Regions from separate parts of the Homo sapiens genome. Here region 1 is linked to region 2. The links are chromatin loops, found by intact Hi-C in ENCODE. Cell type or tissue: heart right ventricle. All regions are shown on one strand. Each heading gives the region's core, and the rest is flanking DNA. Links, peaks and the distances in the headings are about the cores only.

The links. Peaks named below come from ENCODE experiments on the same cell type or tissue, not always from the same donor. Only the 100,000 strongest peaks of a DNase experiment are listed, where the experiment ranks them.
Region 1: a loop joins it to region 2, with 1.9 times the contacts of the local background. A loop is called at or near these places in 1 of 110 quality-filtered maps.

The regions. Positions count from the first base shown.
Region 1 is chr11:78,365,337-78,376,077 of GRCh38, reverse strand. The region is part of intron 1 of GAB2 (GRB2 associated binding protein 2); the gene reads left to right. Among named protein-coding and RNA genes, the nearest start is that of GAB2, 47 kb to the left of the region's middle. RefSeq lists enhancers at 4,950-5,900, 10,050-10,741. In heart right ventricle, for the core only: no CTCF peak of the experiment used is centred there; a DNase peak (open chromatin) is centred at 5,084; H3K27ac peaks cover 2,645 bases.
Region 2 is chr11:78,250,870-78,261,610 of GRCh38, reverse strand. The region is part of intron 2 of GAB2 (GRB2 associated binding protein 2); the gene reads left to right. Among named protein-coding and RNA genes, the nearest start is that of USP35, 67 kb to the right of the region's middle. In heart right ventricle, for the core only: no CTCF peak of the experiment used is centred there; a DNase peak (open chromatin) is centred at 4,450; H3K27ac peaks cover 3,854 bases.

The sequences.
Region 1 (10,741 bases), core at 1,986-6,985, 110 kb before region 2:
CCCATATTTCCCCTCTAATTATACTTACGTTCTGATCTTTTGCACATGCAAGTTTAAATAAACTTCCCTCTGTTAGACTATGGGAAACAGTTAAATCTGGAATGCACAGAGCTGCTGTATCCAAAGTACTGCAGGTGATTTGGCAGAAGGGTGGTATAAGGAGTAGGATGGTCTGAGCACATCTGGCAGGCACCAGAAGCCAATGGAGAGTCTGTGTATGAAGCTTCTGAATGAAATGGAATATAGTTTCCTCTGTGAGGAGCTAGGACAACGTGGTCCCCAAGGAAAATCTGAAGAGCACTCTGTAACTTATTAGTCAGTGAGTCAAAGAGGGAAAATGGAAGGCTATATCACTGACTATGTAAGCTTTATAAATTTTGAGGTGTTCGGGCCTTTTCTCTGCCTCTCTAGTTCAGCTCAGATTACTACCTGATTCTAGAATGGGATCTAAAACTCAGTTGTAATGGGTAAATCTCAAGATGTATCCATTTACTTCTATATCAGTGGGCATATTGGGAACTATACCTCTAGATTGCTGATCAGTTGATGTATCTGTCTCTAATTTTACCATATATTTGCTGTACCAATAAATGCCTTTTTAATGTTAAACATTTTCCAACAAATATTTCCACCATGTCTTTGCCACTGAAAAGACATTTTATATCAGGAAGAGCCTTAGATTTTTCAAACTGTGTATGGATCAAAAAGTACTTTAATTAAGCTGTGCCCAGACTAAAAAAAATACAAACAAAAAAACCCCATTTCAAAATGAAAGTGAATAGTTGTGGCCTTTGATTTTAAAAAATCTCACAAGATAGACTGAGACTATTTTGTAGTAGTAGTAGTTTAATTCAAATACCCAAATATTAGCAGGGCATAGTGGCATGCATCTGTAGTCCCAGCTACTTGGGAGGCTGAGGCGGGAGGATTGCTTGAGCCCAGGAGTTCTAGGCTGCAGTGAGCTATGATTGTGCAATTGCACTCTAGTGTGGGTGACAGAGCAAGACCCTGCCTCTAAAGAAAATACAAAATAAATAAACGAAATATACAAAGATTGCAAAGTGTGCAGTTTGTGGTCTTCCCTTTACCAATGTACCTGTGTGTGAAATAGAATTTTCGTTACATGCTACAATTAAAATAATATTTCAATAGACTTGATGCTGTTCTTGATTTGAAGATCCAATTTAGCAACTGCATTCTGGCATTTATTCCCCTCCTTACCCATCCACCTTGTTTTATGCATAGAATAAACCCATAAAATGTTCTTTCTTAGTTCTTAGTTTCCTGGTGTGTCTATCCACCCATTAGAATAATGGGTCTGTCTTTTACATTTCTGTAAAACTGTGTGCCATTATATTACTTACTAAATTGTATTTTAATTTAATGTATATAATTTCTGTCCAACTCCAATAAAATATCAAACCCTTAAAGATAGGGATAGTATTCATCTTTGTATTTTTAGCATTCAGCGTAATGACCAGCATATAATAGACATTCTGCAAATATTTGAATCATTATTTTATACATTAAGAAATGGATGATGAGTAAGGTGTAACAACTTCACTAACTTATCTAGTCAGTAGCAGAATTGGCACTAGGACTAGACCCCGGGACTTCAGGTTCCCCCCCGGGTAACCCCCAAGTCTTTCCTTTGTTGTAGGGGTTTGTTGACATGGACAATAAGGTCCTACATAGACATAGTTTTATAATGAGTTCAGAAATGGCTCGACAAAAGTGAAACCTGTGACAAATACCGGATTATTTGTATTGTAGACCTTGGTCTTAATAATTTTGTTTTTCTTCGAGGGTTGATGGCAGGTCATGAGATTTGAGAGACACACACAGTAGTCAACTGTATGGAAAATACTGAGGAAGTGTGTTTTCGGATTACAAAACTAAACTGGGATCAACTTGGACTTTTTCAGTCAAGCTGTTAGAATGTGTGTCTAAAGTTGGCCTGCTTATCATGTGTTATAATATAATATTGGTTTGGTCAGACCCTCTGATTTGTCAAATCCTTGCCAAAAATGGGTCCCATAGAAGGCAACCTGGGATTAGAATGCTTTTCAATGTAAAGTCTCAGGTTTCCAGGGTAAACCATCTTCACTTAGCAGAACTAATTCCTTTAACAAGCATTTGTTGATTCCAACTGTGTGTCGGGTACTGTGCTAGCCTGGAGCAGCAAAGAAGGATAAAAAGAACCTTGTTTTAGAGGAGCTATTAAGTCAGATTCTGTCCCCAAACTGAACAGCTACACAAAGAGGTGATTTCTGTTTGAGGGGTTTGTGTGATCATCTAACAACAAAGGAGCTGGGAACCAAGAAAGTTGGGTCAATAATAACAATGACTACATTAATCCAGTATCATGCCAGGTTCTATTCTAAGCAATTTACATGTATTACTTAAGTATTTGTTTACATTTGCGGAAGTTTTCCTTGTCCCGGGCCCATTCAATGTGTTATTTTTATCTCTACGTTTAGAAACTTTGACCTTTTTTGTTTTGTGGCTTGTCCCTTATTTGATTTAAAAAGTCATTATATGGCCAGGCGTGGTGGCTCACGCCTGTAATCCCAGCACTTTGGGAGGCCAAGGTGGGCAGATCACCTGAGGTCAGTAGTCCAAGACCAGCCTGACCAGCAAGGAGAAACTCCCATCTCTACTAAAATACAAAATTAGCCGGGTGTGGTGATGCATGCCTGTAATCCCAGCTACTCCAGAGGCTGAGGCAGGAGAATCGCTTTAACCCTGAGGCGGAGGTTGCAGTGAGCTGAGATTCCGCCATTGCACTCCAGCCTGGGCAACAAAAGTGAAACTCCATCTCAAAAAAAAAAAAAAAAAAGTCATTATAATCACCTAGTAGCTTTAGATATGACTCTATATATAATGTATAGAACAGAGAAGAGTTGTTTGCTCCATAAACATGTACAATTATTTGTCAAAAGAGAAATACAAGTTATTCATATTAGTATTCACAGTCTTCCCTTTAGTTTCTCACCGACTCAGTGTATCTACCAAGATTCCCTTGGTAATATCTGTCCCTCAGGTAGTCTGCTTGCCCAGTGGTAAGTCTTTCTAGGGTGGAAGGATTCTTTCTTACTGGGTCTTCTTCCAGGACTCTACTTCTTTCTAATAGGCTGAATGGAGCGAAAATGTAAAAATAGGGAAGACACGCTGAATCTTCTTAATAAAGAATTTTTAAGATAAAGGGGAAAGGGGAGAATGCAAATTTGAAACTGGTTTTGAAGGTTGGGAGTGGGGTAGGTTGGTGAATGAGAGACCCTTGAGCAACTATATTATATGAGAGAATTGATTAAGAGATAAAAAGTGTGTTACGATTTTGATTTCTTCTCGTATCCATTGAGGAAAGCATGTAAAGACTGGAATTACTGTTTTTTCACTTTTGATTGTTGGACTTTCTACCCAGGACAGCCACTTAGATTGCTGGGGTTTATTCAGGTTATACATACCATGCCTCTCTATTTTAACTGGCTTTTTGTCCCTTTCCTTGCTCAGCAGTTTTTCTGCAAGTAGCTGATAAATCAGGAATTCTTAAATTCTTTTAAAGGGTTTTTCCTGAAAGATAAGTTTTTTTAGAGAAGTAGAGTGGGCCTAGGGAATAATACCAACCTTAGATGTGGAACCTCTAGGGGCTGGTCAAATGTATTTGGCACACTTACTCTTTACTATGTCATCAACAAGACTTGGATGTCTTTCCTATTTACTGCCTTTGTCGTTGGAGCTACGATTCACATCTGTTCCAGAGGTCATGGAAACTCTTCATCTCTCAGCATTTCTAGTGGGTATCCTTGGCAGGCTTAAAGCAGAGTCAGGAGGGTGAGAGCTCAGAGAGAGGCTAAGGTGAAAGCACTTTGTAAACTTATAGAGGATGGTATTTTGTACAAAGCCTGGCACACAGCAGACATTCAGTAAAAATGCATAGAATTAAAAGAAAAGGAAAAAAAGCAGATACCTTTTACTCATAGCAGTAATCTCTCTTCTGCTCCCCCTACCTTGGTCAGGATAAGAGTGCCTTGTGACATGGATTAACACCATACGAGTAATAGTTTATATTATTTAATCTCATTTCTTAAACTAGCCCTACAAAATATAGTATGATTTTGATTTTATGTTTATGGGAATGAAGGTTTTAGAGGGTCTATGTCACTTGCCCAAATATTACCCTTGTAATAAGAGATGGAACTGGGATTGGAATGTAAATGTGTCTAGCTTCAAAACCTTTTATTTATTTTTTTTCTACCTTTCTGGCCGGTACAGCTGTCAGACTATGTTTAGAAGTCTCATGGGTCCTTCAAGTGACTTTACTAATGGTCTTATGAAAAGCTGTCTCCCCTGAGAATTGGTGTTTGACGTTCTTGGTTCATTCAGCAAATGTGTGCTTAGCCCCAGCTATAAGCATGAACTGTACTAGACAGCAAAGGTGGACACCAAAGAAATAATCCCATCCTCATGGAGCTGCCAGTGTAGTGAGTGATCATAAATATAAACAATGTTGGGCAGAGTGATGTTAGCAGTATAACGTGAGGTTGTCCTGGAGGAACACGGAAGAGGGATTGAATGAGGGAAGGAAAAGAATCAGCCCCTCTTATGTAAGAGGCAGCACTATGTCTGCCAGAGCCTAACATCTCTTTTAGCCACCTTAGCTCATTTAATCTTCACTATAACCATGTAATATCCTGATTATACAGATCAGCAACCTACTTGGCGTTTCACAACAAGGAGCAGATGGATAGGATTTTCAATCTCAGAACTGTCTGGCTGCAAGTCCCTGCCCTTTTCATTAGACTACTGAGTATAGACTAAGTATAGGTTTTTCCTAATGTATGTTTTTTAAATACATGATAGTTAAAGTTCTATTCTGTATACAAGGGTATGCGTTGTGTGAGACTCAGTGTGTCTATCGAGATGCCCTTGGTTCTGTCTGCACCTCAGGCAGTCTGCTTGCTCAGTGGTGAGTCTTCAGATGTTGCTGCTTTTGCCACGTTTTCTAACAGTGCTGGCTGTCTCATCTTCCCTCTGTGAGGGTGGGGCTCTGGTTTGGTCTCTGTTAAGTCCATTGTGGAGAGAACTACAGCAACTCATGTGCCTAAGCCCCATTTGGCCAGACCCTGGCCTCTCCTACCACTTTCAAGTTCAAACGTGGGGTGTGTTCTTCCCCAGTGACTGTCCAGAGTGGCTGGGTAAACACAGCCTGGAAGTAGGGAGTGAGGGCAGTTGACATCACTGACCAGAGCAGTTGGAAGCTGGAGAAGGGAAGGAGCCAGCAGACAAATTGCTTCGTGTCTGCCTGCCTTTCTCCTCCATTTACCCCTTACACACACACACACACACACATACACACACACACGCACACACACATACAATATTAGTAGTTCCATACAACCCATCCTGTAACCTTCTAAATGAGCAGTTGTCTGTGTTTTCATGCTAAGCCGTAGCGGGTTTGTTGATGCATATAGCCTTGGTTTCCTTTCCCTCCTATTCTTTCCTACCAGTCTTTCCCCACTCTCTGCTCTGAGATTGCAACACATGATAAACAGGTAAGCTTTGCTCCAGACTGTTTTCTAGAACCTGGGCACAATAGTAGTCAATAAAAAACATCTTGCCCATCACAGACCCTTGCCCTGTTTGCCCTGTTTTATACCTTGTTATTTTTCACTTAGCATAAATCAGGTAATATTTGAATACTACCATATGATTAATGTGCACCAAAATCCTGTGAGATAAAATAAACCATGAGTGTAGTTCCGTATTTGCATATATAGGTCAATTGTATTTTCTTTTCTTTTTTTTTTTTTTTTTTGAGACGGAGTCTCGCTCTGTCGCCCAGGCTGGAGTGCAGTGGCGGGATCTCAGCTCACTGCAAGCTCCGCCTCCCGGGTTCACGCCATTCTCCTGCCTCAGCCTCCCAAGTAGCTGGGACTACAGGCGCCCGCCACTACGCCCGGCTAATTTTTTGTATTTTTAGTAGAGACGGGGTTTCACCGTTTTAGCCGGGATGGTCTCGATCTCCTGACCTCGTGATCCGCCCGCCTCGGCCTCCCAAAGTGCTGGGATTACAGGCGTGAGCCACCGCGCCCGGCCAGTATTTTCTTTTTTAAAGGAAAGATTATTGCTTTTGTTAAAATGGTACATGTTCGTTATAAATCAAGAAATGCTAAAACAAACAAACAAAAAACCCCACGCCAGATGCCATCATCTGGTGATAACCTTTAGGTGAATAACGTTCTGGGGGCGCTCATGAAGCTCAGCTTTTCTCATTATCTTTATAGTAGTGTCCGAGTATACTACTGTAATTTAACCAACCTGACCAGTTGATAAGCAGTTACAGTATTTTATTTACTTAAAAAATGTGCTGAAATGACCATCCTTATAAATGCCTTTGGATTTTTTAAACTTGTTGGTATGTAAGATATATTTCTCCCCCTGAAAATTTTTATTCAGATACTACCTTGTGACCAACACACCTGTTTTGCAGATGAAAGACTCTGGGCCAAAGCAAAACTAATAGCAAGATAATCTGCCCTTAGGCGACTCTTCTAATGAGAAAGAATGGGAACACAAAACACTGTATAAGGGATGCAAGTTTCACATCCCAGATTTTGGTAACCAAAAGAAACCATAGGCCACACAGCTGATCAGAGGTATATTTGAGCTATTCCATTACATTTTAGATTTTAACTTTGCTACAGTAAGTCATGGCTCAAATACAGTAGAGGCACTGATTGATCATTAAGTTTATATACACTGTAAACTAACCCAGTTAAAAGGCAACAGCACCATATTTTGAAGACAGGGTGACCAAGTTTCTAATGCAATGATTGCCATTGATTAATACAATGAACTGGAGACCAGCAGGGATGATAAATTTTCCTGGCATTGAGAATTACTTATCTGACTTTTTTTTTTTTTTTTTTTGAGACAGGGTCTCTGTCACTCTGTCACCCAGGCTGGAGTGCAGTGGTACAATCATTGCTCACTGCAGCCTTGACCTCCTGGGCTCAAGTGATCCTCCCACCTCAGCCTCCTGAGTAGCTGGGACTACAGGCACATGCCACCATGCCCGTAAATATAAATTTATTTAATAAGTAAATTTATTAATTTTAAACAAATTAAAAAATTTTTTAATTTTTAAAAAATTTGTTTGTAGCGATGGGGTCTCGCTGTGTTTCCCAGGCTGGTCTCAAACTCCTAGCCTCAAGCAATTCTCCCACCTCAGCCTCCCAAAGTGCTGGGGTTATAGGCATGAGCCGCCATGCCTGGACTTATCTGACTTTAAAGATGCTTTTCTGGGGTCTGAAGTTGAAGATTTAAACCTATAGAGTTTATTTTTGCTGTCTTGTCTTTTTTTTTTCAGTTTGTTAACATGCTGTGTAGTTCTGTTACAAACATATGTAGTGAAAGACCAGCTTTTATTAGGGTTAATTGTTCCTTTTCTCATTTGGTATGCACTAGTATTTAGTGAAATTCTTCCTTCGTGTAGTATGCTTTGTTTCTATTTTTATTAAAACATTTGTTTGTATTGTGACTATTTGTGTAGTAATTTATATATTTAATTTGTAGCTTGCTTTTCAGCCATCAGTACTGTATTTCAGTGACTTCTGCACAAACGTGATTTAACTATAGGAAATTTTTTTGTCCAGGATAATTTACATAAAGTCCCTCACTTGAGAATTTCAGGTGACAGAAGTTTACTATATTTCTAAATAGCAAGCCTATTATAGAGTAGATCAGAATTAATCATATTCATGAACAGTATTAATCTGTTGAATAATCAAACCATCAAGGCAGATGCATTGGTTGAGTTGCTGTTCATGGACTTCCTGGTTGAACAAAATGGTCTTGCCATTCTTAGCAAAGAAATACCTCAGCATGTGGCAACTCATGGATGTGGCCAGTAAGTGCTGTGAGAAGTGAACAAAGAATAGAAAATTAAGCACTGACAGCCGGGCGCAGTGGCTCACGCCTGTAATCCCAGCACTTTGGGAGGCCGAGGCGGGCGGATCACGAGGTCAGGAGATTGAGACCATCTTGGCTAACACGGTGAAACCCCGTCTCTACTAAAAATACAAAAAATTAGCCGGGCGCAGTGGCGGGTGCCGGTAGTCCCAGCTACTCGGGAGGCTGAGGCAGGAGAATGGCGTGAATCCGGGAGGCGGAGCTTGCAGTGAGCAGAGATAGCGCCACTGCCTGGGGGGAAGAGCAAGACTCCGTCTCAAAAAAAAAAAAAAAAAAAAAGAAAAAGAAAATTAAGCACTGACATATTCTGAGATGTTTTCTGAAGGAGCTCAGGCTAAATGCTCTCACCTCCTTAATACTGGCTGAGAGGCTGGATCTTCTGCCTGCAGCCCAGTAGCACTTGGTTTATAACACTATATGAAGTGACTGCATCTCTAAGCCAAAAATCATGATACATGTTCTAAGACAGATTATAGACTGGTATCTTTAGCCTGAATTCCATCTATAAAGTGTTTTGCTTGGCCTGCAGTGTTTTAAACACTTTTAATTAGTCGTAGATTGTTAAAAGCTGAGATCTCTTACATAAAATCCGTAAAATGTCCAGCTTCCAGATCTGGGAACACTGGGCCCAAATTTCTGCCTAGCAGCAATTAGCTGGAACTGGGTGGTAGCTTTCCATTTAAGCCAAAGCATATGCTTTCTAGTCTGCTGTATCACATGCACGCACGCACACATACATGCACACACCAGTCACTCATATATGTACCTACCTGACCCTTTACACTTCCAGACCATATGCCCTTCGAAGGCAGGATTTTTGTCTGTTTTGTTCATTGCTTTTTTCTCATGACCAGAATGTTGTCTGGCACAAAGTAGGTTAAAGGATATTGCTAGATGGAGGAAGAATGTATTTGTGACTCTTGGTCCAAGTTGATGGGGGAAAAGAAAACAGAAGTTTTCAATTTGGAGCTCCTCCAGATATTTGAGCTATGTTCCCCTTTACCCCTGAGATACTGTATGGCTCAGGAATATACCTTAGTATCATAATTTTGTATATGACTTATCTCCCTTGCTAGATGGTAAATTCATTGGGTTCAGGGACCTGTCTTGTATTTTTTTGCATCCTTAAGAATACCTTGCACATAATGGAAGCTTAAATACTCCTTGGATGGTTAGTGGGTTTTTAAAATTTCTCATGTAACTTTGTGAATAAAGATGGGGAGATTCTAATGAATATGTTGTTCTGGAGGATCATTTGAGAAGCAACCATTTGAGTTGCTTCTCCACTATATTTTCTCCAAGCCCTATCCCCAATTACATTCTATTCGCCATCATAGTCTGGATGGGGAATAGAATGTAATTGGGGATAGGGCTTGGAGAAAATATAGTGAATATAGAAGGTTTTTGATAATCCTTAACCCCTGCTCTTTGGTAGCAGGGTAAATTAACCCCCCATCCTCACTTTGTGCATATTCTATTTTAGTACTCATCTTTTTTTTTTTTTTTTTTTTTTTTGAGATGGAGTCTTGCTCTGTCGCCCAGCCTGGAATACAGTGGTGTGATCTCAGTTTACTGCAACCTCCACCTCCTGGGTTCAAGCAATTCTCCTGCCTCAGCCTCCCAAGTAGCTGGGACTACAGACATGCACCACTGTACCTGGCTAATTTTTGTATTTTTAGTAGAGACGGAAATCTAATTTCGCCATGTTGGCCAGGCTGGCCTTGAACTCCTGACCTCAGGTGATCCACCTGCCTCGGCCTCCCAAAGTGCTGGGATTACAGGCGTGAGCCACTGTGCCCAGCCTATTTTAGTACTCATCATATTATGTTAAAGAGCTTGTCTCCTACACTGGACTGTGATTTCCCTATCATTAAGAACTCGGTATGGTTTTTGTGCATCTAACAGCTAATACTTGATAATGTTTGTGTGCCAACTCTGTATAAACACTATTCTAGGAACTCAGTAAATGTTTGCATTGAATTGAGTTTGTGTTAGGAGTTGTATTAGAACTCTACACCACCTTATAGTTTATAAAACATATGTATATTCATTGTCTTATTTAATTTTGAAATCAACTGAGTGCTGCAAATGAGAAAAATCAAAGCCCAGAGAAAACTGTAACTGGTCCATAATTACACAGCAGTTAATGGCTGAACATCCAGGCTGAACTTTGCCAGTTAGTGGCTGAATATTCACGAAATTCTGATGCCTCCATAGAGCGGGATAGAATTATGGAGGACTTGTCATTCTGGACTGCGGAATTTGGACCTGTGTATTGAAACAAGAAGAGAAAGGGAAGTGTTTCTTAAGTTATTTTTGGATGAAGGCTTTTTGCGATCCAAGGCTTCATCCCCTCAAGCTCAACAATAGCATTCCTTGGGGGAGTGAGAAGATGATGAATGGTCATCAGTTTGCTTGCCTCACCCAGATTCCATTCCTACCTCCCAGAATTTTCCCTGGTCCCACCCAGCTCCACAGTAACAATCAATCCCAATCAGTGACTGTACTTCATTTTTTGGATCAAGGAATACCCCTCCCTTTTCTGTCTTCCTCCTTAGGGCTTTGGATAGGAGCCCTTTAATTGATGTTGACTAAACTGGAGGCCAGCCCCTGCATACCAGGAATGCCAGTGGCTTTGTTAGTTGAGGAGGGCGCTGCATTAGCACTGCCCTCTAAATCCCAGAGCAGGTGGAGGAAATCTAATTAGCATTTAGTAAGCCAAGGTGCCCTGGGGAGTTTCTGATAAAGAAAAGGTCACTGCAGA
Region 2 (10,741 bases), core at 1,999-6,998:
CGAAGGAACAGGAGAAGGGTCTGCCGCAGCTAAGGGGTACGATAGGTATAAACAAAGCTTGTAACCTGACCTCTTGCAAATCAACAGCACAGTGCATGGCTAAAGATAGACTTGCTATCCCCAAACAGAAATACACACAACCCAGAAAACCTCACTAAGTGATAACAATTTCTTGTACCCTAAATAACTGTTTACATTTGGATCTCATTTGGTCATTCTTCTAACCCAGGGAGGAAAGATTCCAACAGAACTTGCTGCTCTAGTGTGTTTATTGAAGATCGCCTTGTTCTGGTTCTGGTTCTGGTTTTTGTTTTGGTTTTGTTGAGACAGGGTCTCACTCTGTCGCCCAGGCCGGAGTGCAGTGGTGTGGTCACAGCTTACTGCAACCTCGACCTCCTGGGCTCAAGTGATCCTCCCACCTCAGCTCCCCAGCCCCCCAGTCTGGGACTGCAGGCATCTGCCACAATGCCCAGCTAATTTATATGTATGCGTGAGATATATATATATCTCAGACATACATATACACACACACATATATATATACATACATACATATATAGAGACAGACAGACAGCGTCTTCCAGTGTTGCCCAGGCTGGTCTTGAACACCTGAGCTCAAGTGATCCTCCTGCCTTTGCCTCCCAAAGGGCTGGGACCTCCTTGTTCTAATTGGAATGTTTTCTAGGCATAGAACATTGTGCTAAACACGATTAGAGAAAAAGATATGGTCTGGATCCTGGATTCTAACAGCTTATAGTTTCACTTCACATGACAGATTTATGAATTCCCAATTAGAATAAATGGCAAAATTATGTACTACAAAAGATTTAGAAGGCATAGACTGGGCGCGGTGACTCATGCCTGTAATCCCAGCACTTTGGGAGGCCAAGGCGGGCAGATCACCTGAGGTCAGAAGTTTGAGACCAGCCTGGCCAACATGGTGAAACCCTGACACTACTAAAAATACAAAAATTAGCTAGGTGTGGCAGTGGGTGCCTGTAATCCCAGCTACTCGGGAGGCTGAGGCAGGAGAATCACTTGAACCCAGAAGGCGGAGGTTTCAGTGAGCCAAGATCGCACCATTGCACTCCAGCCTGGGAGACAAGAGCAAGACTCCATTCAAAAAAAAAAAAAAGATTTAGAAGGCATGATTAATTCTAACTAGGGAGACAAGGCATTTCCATCTCTGAAATGAGATGCCTCGAGCCAAAGAAGGTTGTAAAAGGACGTGTGACCAGGAACTGTGCTGTGTCACTAAGCTACAGTCACTCGCTCTCTTTCCTCTTTGCCTTTCACAGAATCAATTTCTGCTAATGTATACTGTGAGATCGTATGCATCAAGGTCAGGATGTTCTGACTTGGCTCTCCCTAGCGGAGATGGTGTTCTTTCTCAGAGTCTTCCCTTGGAAGGGGGATGGGGAATCATAGGTCCAGAAAGATCTCATGGGATCTCATGTTACTGCCTGTCTGTCTTTTCTTTTTTCTTCCTCCGCTTTATAGTTCTTATAAACATTAGGAAACTTATATTTCTGAACTCGAGAATCTATTTATACTAGTGTTTAGTACTTTGATCCACAAATGTTTACTTACCATGCAAATAATGAGTGATACTATAAACTCAAAACAAATAACAGATCTGGTCCAGTTAGTGTCCTGACCAGATCTCATAGCTTGATTGCTCCTGCCCCCAGGCCCACATTACAGAGAGTACATCTTCATTCATAGCGATACATCTTTTAGTGCAGGGTAAGGGCTCTTGGAGTAAGTTCTGAATTCTTATTCCAGGGTTCATTTCTGACCTTCTGTGTGGCCTTGGACAAGTCTTATTTCTCTGGGCCACAGTTTCTCAAACTGTAGATGAGAGATTTGAGAGGTAGGAGGAGGGTGGTGGTGATAAATTAGAGACTGGACTCTGGGGACCCTTCCAATTGCTATATTATGTGAGTTACTGTGTAAAGTTGAGCCATTTTATGTTTGGCCTTGAATTTATGAATTTCCTCTGGCATAAATTATGATATATGCCAAAGGCCTTTGAGACTTAATCCTTCTTAAATAATTTCAGGCTTATGATGAAAAGTGACCTGGAGCTTTGGATCCAGTCTTGCCCTCAGCACCTGTCAGCATGCTTTTGTTTTTAGGATTCTTCATATGTTCCTTGTTTTTCAGTGAGCTTTCTACAGGGACCACACACTCCTTAGAATCCTATCAAATACTGTTGTCAAAATTCTTTCGTCATCCTCTCTGCACTAGAACTTTTAGAATTTTACCACCATTCCACTTCTAGTAATAAAAAATGGGACAAGTGTCAGGCCAACAGCCATTTATTGAGTATTTAATAATTACTGTTTACCTATATTTCATATCAAATCCTCAAAAGAACCCTGTTGAGTAGGTGTTCTCTTTGGCATTTGACAGTGTGGGAAATGAGGGATAAAGATATTAAAAGTTTTGCTCAAGGCCCTGTAATAAGATAGTTCCAGACCAAATACCACATGTTCTCACTTATAAGTGGGAGCTAAATGATGAGAACACATGGACACAAATCAGGGAACAACAGGCACAGGGGCCTACCAGAGGGTAGAGGGTAGGAGGAGGGAGAGGAGCAAAAAAAATAACTATTGGGTACTAGATTTAGTACCTGGGTGATGAAATAATCTGTACATCAAACCCCCATGACACAAGTTTACCTACATAACAAACATGCACGTGTACCCCTGAACCTAAAAGTTTAAAAAGAAAAAATGCCAATGAAAACATTATAAACTTATGAAAATCAAAAAGGGTACCCTATATATGGAATTATAACTGATTCATATATTGTATGTGCTATTTAAAGTTTATATATTCAGGCCAGGCATGGTGGTGCATGCCTATAGTTCCAGCACTTTGGGAGGCCAAAGTGGGAGAATCACCTGAGCCCAGGAGGTCGAGGCTGCAATGAGCCATAATTGTGCCACTGCACTACAACCTGGACAACAGTGCGCGATCTTGTCTCAAAAAAAAAACAGAAAATTAAAAAATTTAAAAAAAATTATAATTCAACTCTAAGAAGCTTCTTAAGAAAACTTTTAAATACATGTTTCTCATTGAGGGGAAAAAAATTAAATAAAATAGTTTCAGAACCTGTGTCTGGGAAGTCCACATCAGGGTTATTTTTGTTATACCTTGTTCCTTTGGAGCCATAGATTATGTGAAGGGCCAGAGAGAACGTGGATGCTTATCAATTTGCAATTTTGATGATCCAAAGGAAGGTTTTTGGAAATATTTGCTCTTTCATTTGTCACTCAAAGCCTGCTTTGCCTTTTCTTCAGTAGACCCTAACCCTTCTGTCTCTGCCCCAGAATTAAGAACCAGAGGTTGTTAAAACCAAACCAGTGGATCCTAATCTGAATCTCTGTAAATATGACTAATGAGGTCTGAGGTGGGACCAGCCCTCTGCATTTACATTTCCCAGAGATAACTTTGATGTGTACCCCCGATCTAATCCAACCTCTTCTTTTTGTAAATAGAGACAGTGAGGCTTGGGAAGATGAAATGGTATGCCCAGATTCACTCAGCCAGTAGGCGGTAGAGCTAGGCCTGGACCCCCATCCTCATATTTTAACTTTCCTTCCCTAGTACCATTCACCTCATAGGGCTCTTGTGGGAGTTCTTCCTCTGCACAGGTGAAAAGAATTGGCTTTGGAGACTGTGAGATCTGATTCAGATCTAGGCTATGCCACTTTCTGGCTGTGTGACCCCAGAGTTTGCTATTGATGTCTCTGAGCCTATTTTTCTTCATCCAAAAAAAAAAAATGGAGGTAATAATATGTACCTCACAGGGTAGACTAGAGGCACATAATAGGTGCTTAGTAAATGGCAGCTGTGCTTACCACAGTCACTGTTGTCCTTTTGGTTCTCATTAATTCCCCGTATACCATCTGTACGGCATATAATTGTGACCAAAACAGTGACAGTTACCTTCCAAGCATCCGTCATGTCTTGGAAAGCAGCTCGTACCTCTTTGGCCAATCTCAAGGTCTCAACCAGCTCCATGTGTACTCCAGGAATAGGAGCAATAAGAGTGGCTAAATGCATGATATAAAATGATCTCTATTCCTCACAGCAGTCCTACAAAGTACTTAGCCCTATTGAACAAGTGAGAATTAAAAAGGCTTATTAACATATCCAAGGCTACAGAGCTAGGAGTTAGCAGAGTCAGACTTTGAATCCAGCTCCAATACAGCTTTTGGTCTACCACTTTATGGGTTCTGAGACCCACTGAGGCTTGAGGGTGGGGATAAATTTTTGGGGGAGAAGGGATAAAGATGAAAAGGGCACTGAGATAAGGGAACTAGTCATTATTTGGCCAGTCATCTTTTCCAGAAACTCCCGCCAACCACCCCTTTCCTGCTCATGTTATCACTAGCCAGTCGATGGCTGGGTTGGCCTGGGCTGGGCTCCTCGGCTGAAATCCTTCAGAGCTTTCCTGTTCTAGAGTTTTGCAAGAAGGTGGGAGGAGTGTTTGTATGCTGGGCAGGCTTCCCAGGGGTGATTGTGGAAAGGAAGGGGAGTGATTCTGTAGGGCCCTAAAAAGAAGCCAGGAAGAAGAAAAAAAAAAACTGTTTAAAAGAAAATAGATTGACTCAGGCATTTGTGGGCATTATCTTTAGTCTAGACTTGGAGATAGAAGCTCAGGCCAGGAGTCTAGAAACCTCCATTTTCTTCTTGTGTTTTGGGTCATTAGGAAGGTCAGTTACACAGCAAGAAGTACCAAAAACACCCCAGCCACACATTGTTTAATATCTTCCTTTATTTTCACCATTCTTTTCTTCTCCCAAGGGGTACCCAGGCAATAAAAACAAATCCTATTAATGCCTTATGCATGTGCATGGATTTGCTTCCAAACCCTTATCTCATTCACCTCCTAAAACAACCCAGTGAGACAGACAGGTAGGCTAGAGATTATCCTCCAATACTTGATAGTTATGAATTAAAGCTCAGCGACCACACATGATCTCACAGCAAGTTTATGGCAGAGCTGGAACTGGATTCCTGGTCTCTTGACTTCTGTCCCGTGCATGAGGTTCACTCACTGGGAGTAAAATTTCAACCCACTTAGATCTATTCTCACTCCCCCATGCCTGCCACCAGGTAACCACTAATCTTTTTCACATCCCTGCAGATTTGCCTCTTCTAGATATTTCACATAAATGAAATCATTTCTAGAATCACTCCCCTTCCTTTCCACAATCACCCCTGGGAAGCCTGTCCAGCATACAAACACTCCTCCCACCTTCTTAACAAAACTCTAGATCTGTGGTCTTTTATGATTGGCTTCTTTCACTTAGCGTAATATTTTGAAGGTTCATCAAGATAACCTATATCAGTATTTTTTATTTCTATGGCTAAATAATATTCCATTGTGTGGATATATCACATTTTGTTTATCCATTCGTCAGGACATTTTGGTTGTTTCCATTTTTTGGCTCTCATGAATAATGCTGATATGGACATTCATCTATAAGTTTTTGGTGTTTGTGTTTTAATTCAATCCTTTCAGCAACCCTCTATGATAAACTGCAGGGCAAGTTATCCTAGATATTAATAGTCCCTTTTTACAGATGAAGCAACTGAGGCTAAGTGATTTGCTCCAGGTCAAATAGCAAGCAGATCTGCCTTTAGGCAGATCTAGGGACAGAGCCAAGTCTCTCCACTATTAGCCTAATACATTTTTTTCTGTTACATGTAGCACACCATGTCGCTTTTGTTCTATGAAATGTTTGGAAGTATATTTGAAAACTTTAATTATAGGGAGTGACCCTGAGGGGTGATGAAGCCATGAATCACAGCAGTGCCAGGTCTACTAATCAGCCCTGTCCAGAATGGCCATGTAGAATGTACTCCACTTACCAATGGCAAGCCATCTGAAGGGAGCAGCTTTCAGTGAGCAAAACAAAACAGCACCAAACCCAAGTTGGCTGAAGCTCTTGCCTCCAACTGATGTGGAAAGTGAGGTAGCACCTCCCCGGAACCTCATCTATTGGGGCACAGGCAGCTCATCAGAATTGGGGGTTGGAACCACGGAGGAAGAAGTAGCAGGGGTACTCGGCCATCAGGGTCCAAAATGAGAAAAATCTTATTCCAGAAAAGTTGTCTCTGAATTTAGCTTTGTAATTATTTTTCCTGAGATAAGCAAGAAAACCTTGTTTGATGTTTTAGGTTTTATGGTATATATTGGTTTCCTAGGACCTCCATGACAAATTACCACAAAGTGAGTAGATTAAAACAACAAAAATTTACTCTCTCACAGTTCTAGAGGCTAGATATCCAAAATTAAGGCATTGGTGGTATTGGTTCCTTCTGGGTGCTCTAAGGAGAGTCTGTTTCTACCTTTCCGTTAGTTCCTGGTGGCTGCCAGCAGTCCTTGGCATTCCGTGGCTAGTAGATACATCATTTCGATCTCTACCTTGACCCATACATCACATGGTATTCTGCCTTTGTGTTTCTCTGTCTCTGTGTCTCTTTTATAAGGATACCAGTTCATTGGATGAGGGCCCACCCTAATCCAGTATGACTTCCTCTTAACTATGTACAGAGACGCTATTTTCAAGTAAGGTCACATTCTGAAATACCAGGTAGACATGAGTTTTGGAAGGACACTAGTAAACCTAGTATAGACACTAAGAAATAATCACATAAATTCAGGCAGAGATCTTTTTAAAGTTGCAAGCAGAAGTGGGATTTTGGCAAGTTTTAGTGCCAAAACAGCTTTGAAAGAATTTTTCTGGAGCTACATACTTTTTTTTTTCTTTTTTCTTTTTTCTTTTTTTAGAGACAAGGTGTCACTCTGTCATCTTGGCTGATTGCAGTGGCGCGATCATAGCCCACTGCAGCCTCAATCTCTTGGGTTGGAGCAGTCTTCCCACCTCAGCCTCCTAAGTAGCTAGGCCTACAGGCACACACCACCACGCCCAGTTAATTTTTTAATTTTTGATAGAGACGACTCTCACTAGGTTTCCCAGGCTGGTCTCAAACTCCTGACCTCAAGCAACCCTCCTGTCTTGGCCTCCCAAAGCGTTGGGATTACAAGCATGAGCTATTGCACCCAGCTAAGCTATAGATCATTAGATGGAGCTGGCTAGTTTCATTGACATGACTTTGTGCTGGTAGAGTAGAAATCCAAGTTTCTGTTGGATGAAGGCCCAATTCATCCTAATCCCTACTTCATCTTCTTAACAGACCTTAAAACCTCTCTGATTTTGACCACAAGAAACACACATATTTGGATTTTTGCGCCAGGGAAAATTCTTTTATTTTTTCAGTATGATCAGTCAACAAATGTGTATTGAATACATACCATGGCTGGGGCTGTTCTAGGCACTAGGGGTACATAAGTGATAGAAGGTGTTCCATGTACCTATGACATTCAAGATTTTCTAGACCTTATGTGTATTTCATTCTTTTCATCCTTATAGCTGCCCTATGTTGATTTGTAAATAAGGAGACTGAGACTCTGAGAGGTGAAGTGACTTCCCCAAGTATGCAGCTAAATAGACTGAGTCACAGATATGACTCCACAGGCTGAGCTCAAGGAAGGGGCTGCAGAGGTGAGGATGGGTCACTCCTCTTTTATTCATACTCACAGCCAAAGCATTCAACATAGGGGGCATGAAGGATGCATTTGATGACAAGGCAGAATAAGTAGGTTGTGTCAATGGCGTTTATTGTAATACTGAGGAAACTCGACTTTATTCTGAAGGCAATAAGGAGTCAGTGAATGTTACTGAGGAATAATGATTTCTTATGGTGTGTACTTTTTTTGATCAACGCGTATTTATTGAATTTTGTCACACACTGGGCTTAATGATGAGGATAAAACCATTTCAAAATCTCTGCCATCACTGTGTTTACAGCCTGATGTACAAAGTGATGAGAGAAAGATTGGTATTTTCCTGGAATTTTATTTGAAACACAGGGAAGCACAGGTAAGAAACAAGGTTGAAGAAAGAAACAGGAAAATGTCTTTAAAAAAAGAGGCTGGGTGCAGGGCTTTATACCTGTAATCCTAGCCCTTTGGAAGGCTGAGGCAGGAGGATTGATTAAGGCCAGAAGTTCAAGACTAGCCTGGGCAACATAGTGAGATCCTGTCTCTACAAAAAAAATTTAAAAATTGGCCTGGCGTGGTGGTGCATGCCTGTATTCCTGGCTATTCCGGAGGCTAAGGCAGGAAGATTGCTTGAGCCCGGGAGTTCGAGGTTATAGTGAGCTATGATTGCACCATGGCACTCCAGCCTGAGCAACAGAGCAAGACCATGTCTCTAAAAAAGAGAGCTTTGACTGGGCATGGTGGCTCACGCCTGTAATCCCAGCACTTTGAGAGGCTGAGGCAGTGGTGATCGAGACCATCCTGGCCAACATGGTGAAACCCCATCTCTACTAAAAATACAAAAATTAGCTGGGCGTCATGGCATACACCTGTAGTTGCAGCTACTCAGGAGGCTGAGGCCGGAGTATCACTTGAACCCAGGAAGCAGAGGTTGTGGTGAGCCGAGATCGTACCACTGCATTTAAGCCTGGATGACAGAGCGAGACTCTGTCTCACAAAAAAAAAAAAAAAAAAAAAAGGAAAGATATTTGTAAGTCATCTGAGGTATAACAGAAGAGTTTTAAGAGGGACGGTGACATAATGACGTGACATGGTTGCTGAGAAACAGAAGAGTCATAGATAATGCCTGGACTTCTGGCTTGGAGAACTTATTGGCTGGTGATGATGGACCTCACTGAGACAGGGAACACGAGTGATGAAGAGGTCAATTTAGATTGTTGAGTTTGGCCCACTAGTGGGACGTCTGAAGGGAGGTGCTCAGCAGGTGAAGGGATATATAGCAGGGAGTCCCGGAGAGAGAACTGAGCTAGAGATGAAGATTTGAGAGTTGTCAGCACATAGGTGGTAACTGAAGCTGTGGAAGTGGACAGGATTACCCGCTGGAGAGTCTTCAGCGGGAGAGAGAGGCTATAGGAGGGTCTAGAGTGGAGCCCTGAGGAATGCCTCCACTGAAGGGGCAGGCAAAGGAAGAGGAGTCCAACGAGACAACAGAGAATACAGAATCTCACCAGAGGCTTGCTTTTTGCAGGTTCCCTGTGTCTTCTTAGGCAGTAGCTTGTATTCTTTCCATGGCCCTGTGGCTACTCTGTCCCATAATGTAAACCCTCTCTCCTCCACTATTAGAGAGTTCATCTTGCAAATCTAATGGAGTAATGAGCTATCGATTCTGTTAACAAATGTCCAGTTTACTGAAAGACTTGTAATGGGAGTTAATTTTGGGGGTCAATACAGCTGTCAATGGAAAAGTTTTTCCCCAGAGGCCCATCAGCTTTTTCTGTTGTACACTGGCAGGTGTCCTGCCCAGCAGCAGAAATGCCTGGAGAGTAATTAATACTGTAGAGCATTAATGAGCTGGTGATCCTGCCTAGGACCATGAGAAGGGTACAGCCTGAGATAGGTCAGATGACAGGGCGTAGAAGGTGAACTGTGTCCCCTTTGACATGAGTTGAATAACCTTAGAAAATCAACACCACCACAACGTTAACCCACCAGCTATCATACTGCCTAAGATTACATCTTTAAACTTTTATTTCTTTCGAACAAGAAGTTTCACTAGTGGAATTTTTGAGTGCTGAATGAATGTGTTGTGTTTGCTTAGTCCGCAGACATGAACTAAGAATCTGCTATGTACCTTGCCTTTATTAGGTAAATGCTGGGCCTATAATGGTAACAACATCACAGTCACTGTTCTCAGAAAGCCATGGGTTAGACAAGGAAGCATAGTGACCATGGATATAATGGGAGCATGGGCCAAGTGCTGCTGGCACACAGAAGAAGAAGCAAGTCCAGGAAGATTTGGGAGAGAATATGATATCTGTGTAGGGTCTAAAAGTCTGCATATGAGCTTGCCAGTAGAGTAGAGGTGAAATCCAAGTGGAAGGAACAGCAGAAGCCAAAACAAAGAATCATAAAAGAGGCTGGTGTGTTCAAGGACTGATGATGCTTCCATATGCCTTGTTTATGGGTGGAGAAAAGCAGGAAGTAGGTCAGACTGTCAAAAGCCTTGTATGTTATGCTAAGGAATTTGGACTAGCTTAGAGAGCCAGCCAAATGAATAATGACCTTGGCTTGGGGTGTAGTACTATAAGCTATTATCCGTCCTTAATACCTCACTTACTAACACAACAGAGAAAAGCTTGAGATAAGAGGGAAAATGACCAATAGACAGGGAGTGGTAGGCAGTGGGGAATGTAACTGTCCTTGGAGGTCTTAGGAGGCCAGGCAGGAGCAGCTGGAGTCCAGTATTAAGGGACAGCTCCAAATGCATTTGTGCTTTTCTCATTAATGCAGTAAGGCACAGTCCAGAGCCTCAATTAATGAGTCTTCAGTAAGCAAAGCCTCATTTAACAAAGCCAGCCTTAGCTTTTTTTTTTCCTGTAATTAGATGTTTAAATTTCATTTTTTTTTTAAATTTCAACTTGTTTTTCAGATGCCAGGGTACATGTGCAAGTGTGTTACATGGGTATATTGTCTAATGCTGAGGTTTGGCCTTCTGTTCATCCTATCACCCAAATAGCATTGTACCCCATAGGTAGTTGTTCAATCCTTGTCCCCCTCTCTCCCTCCCTGTTAACATAATCCCCAGTGTCTACTGTTTCCGTCTTTATGTCCATGTGCACCCTGTGTTTAGCTCCAACTTATAAGTGAGAACAT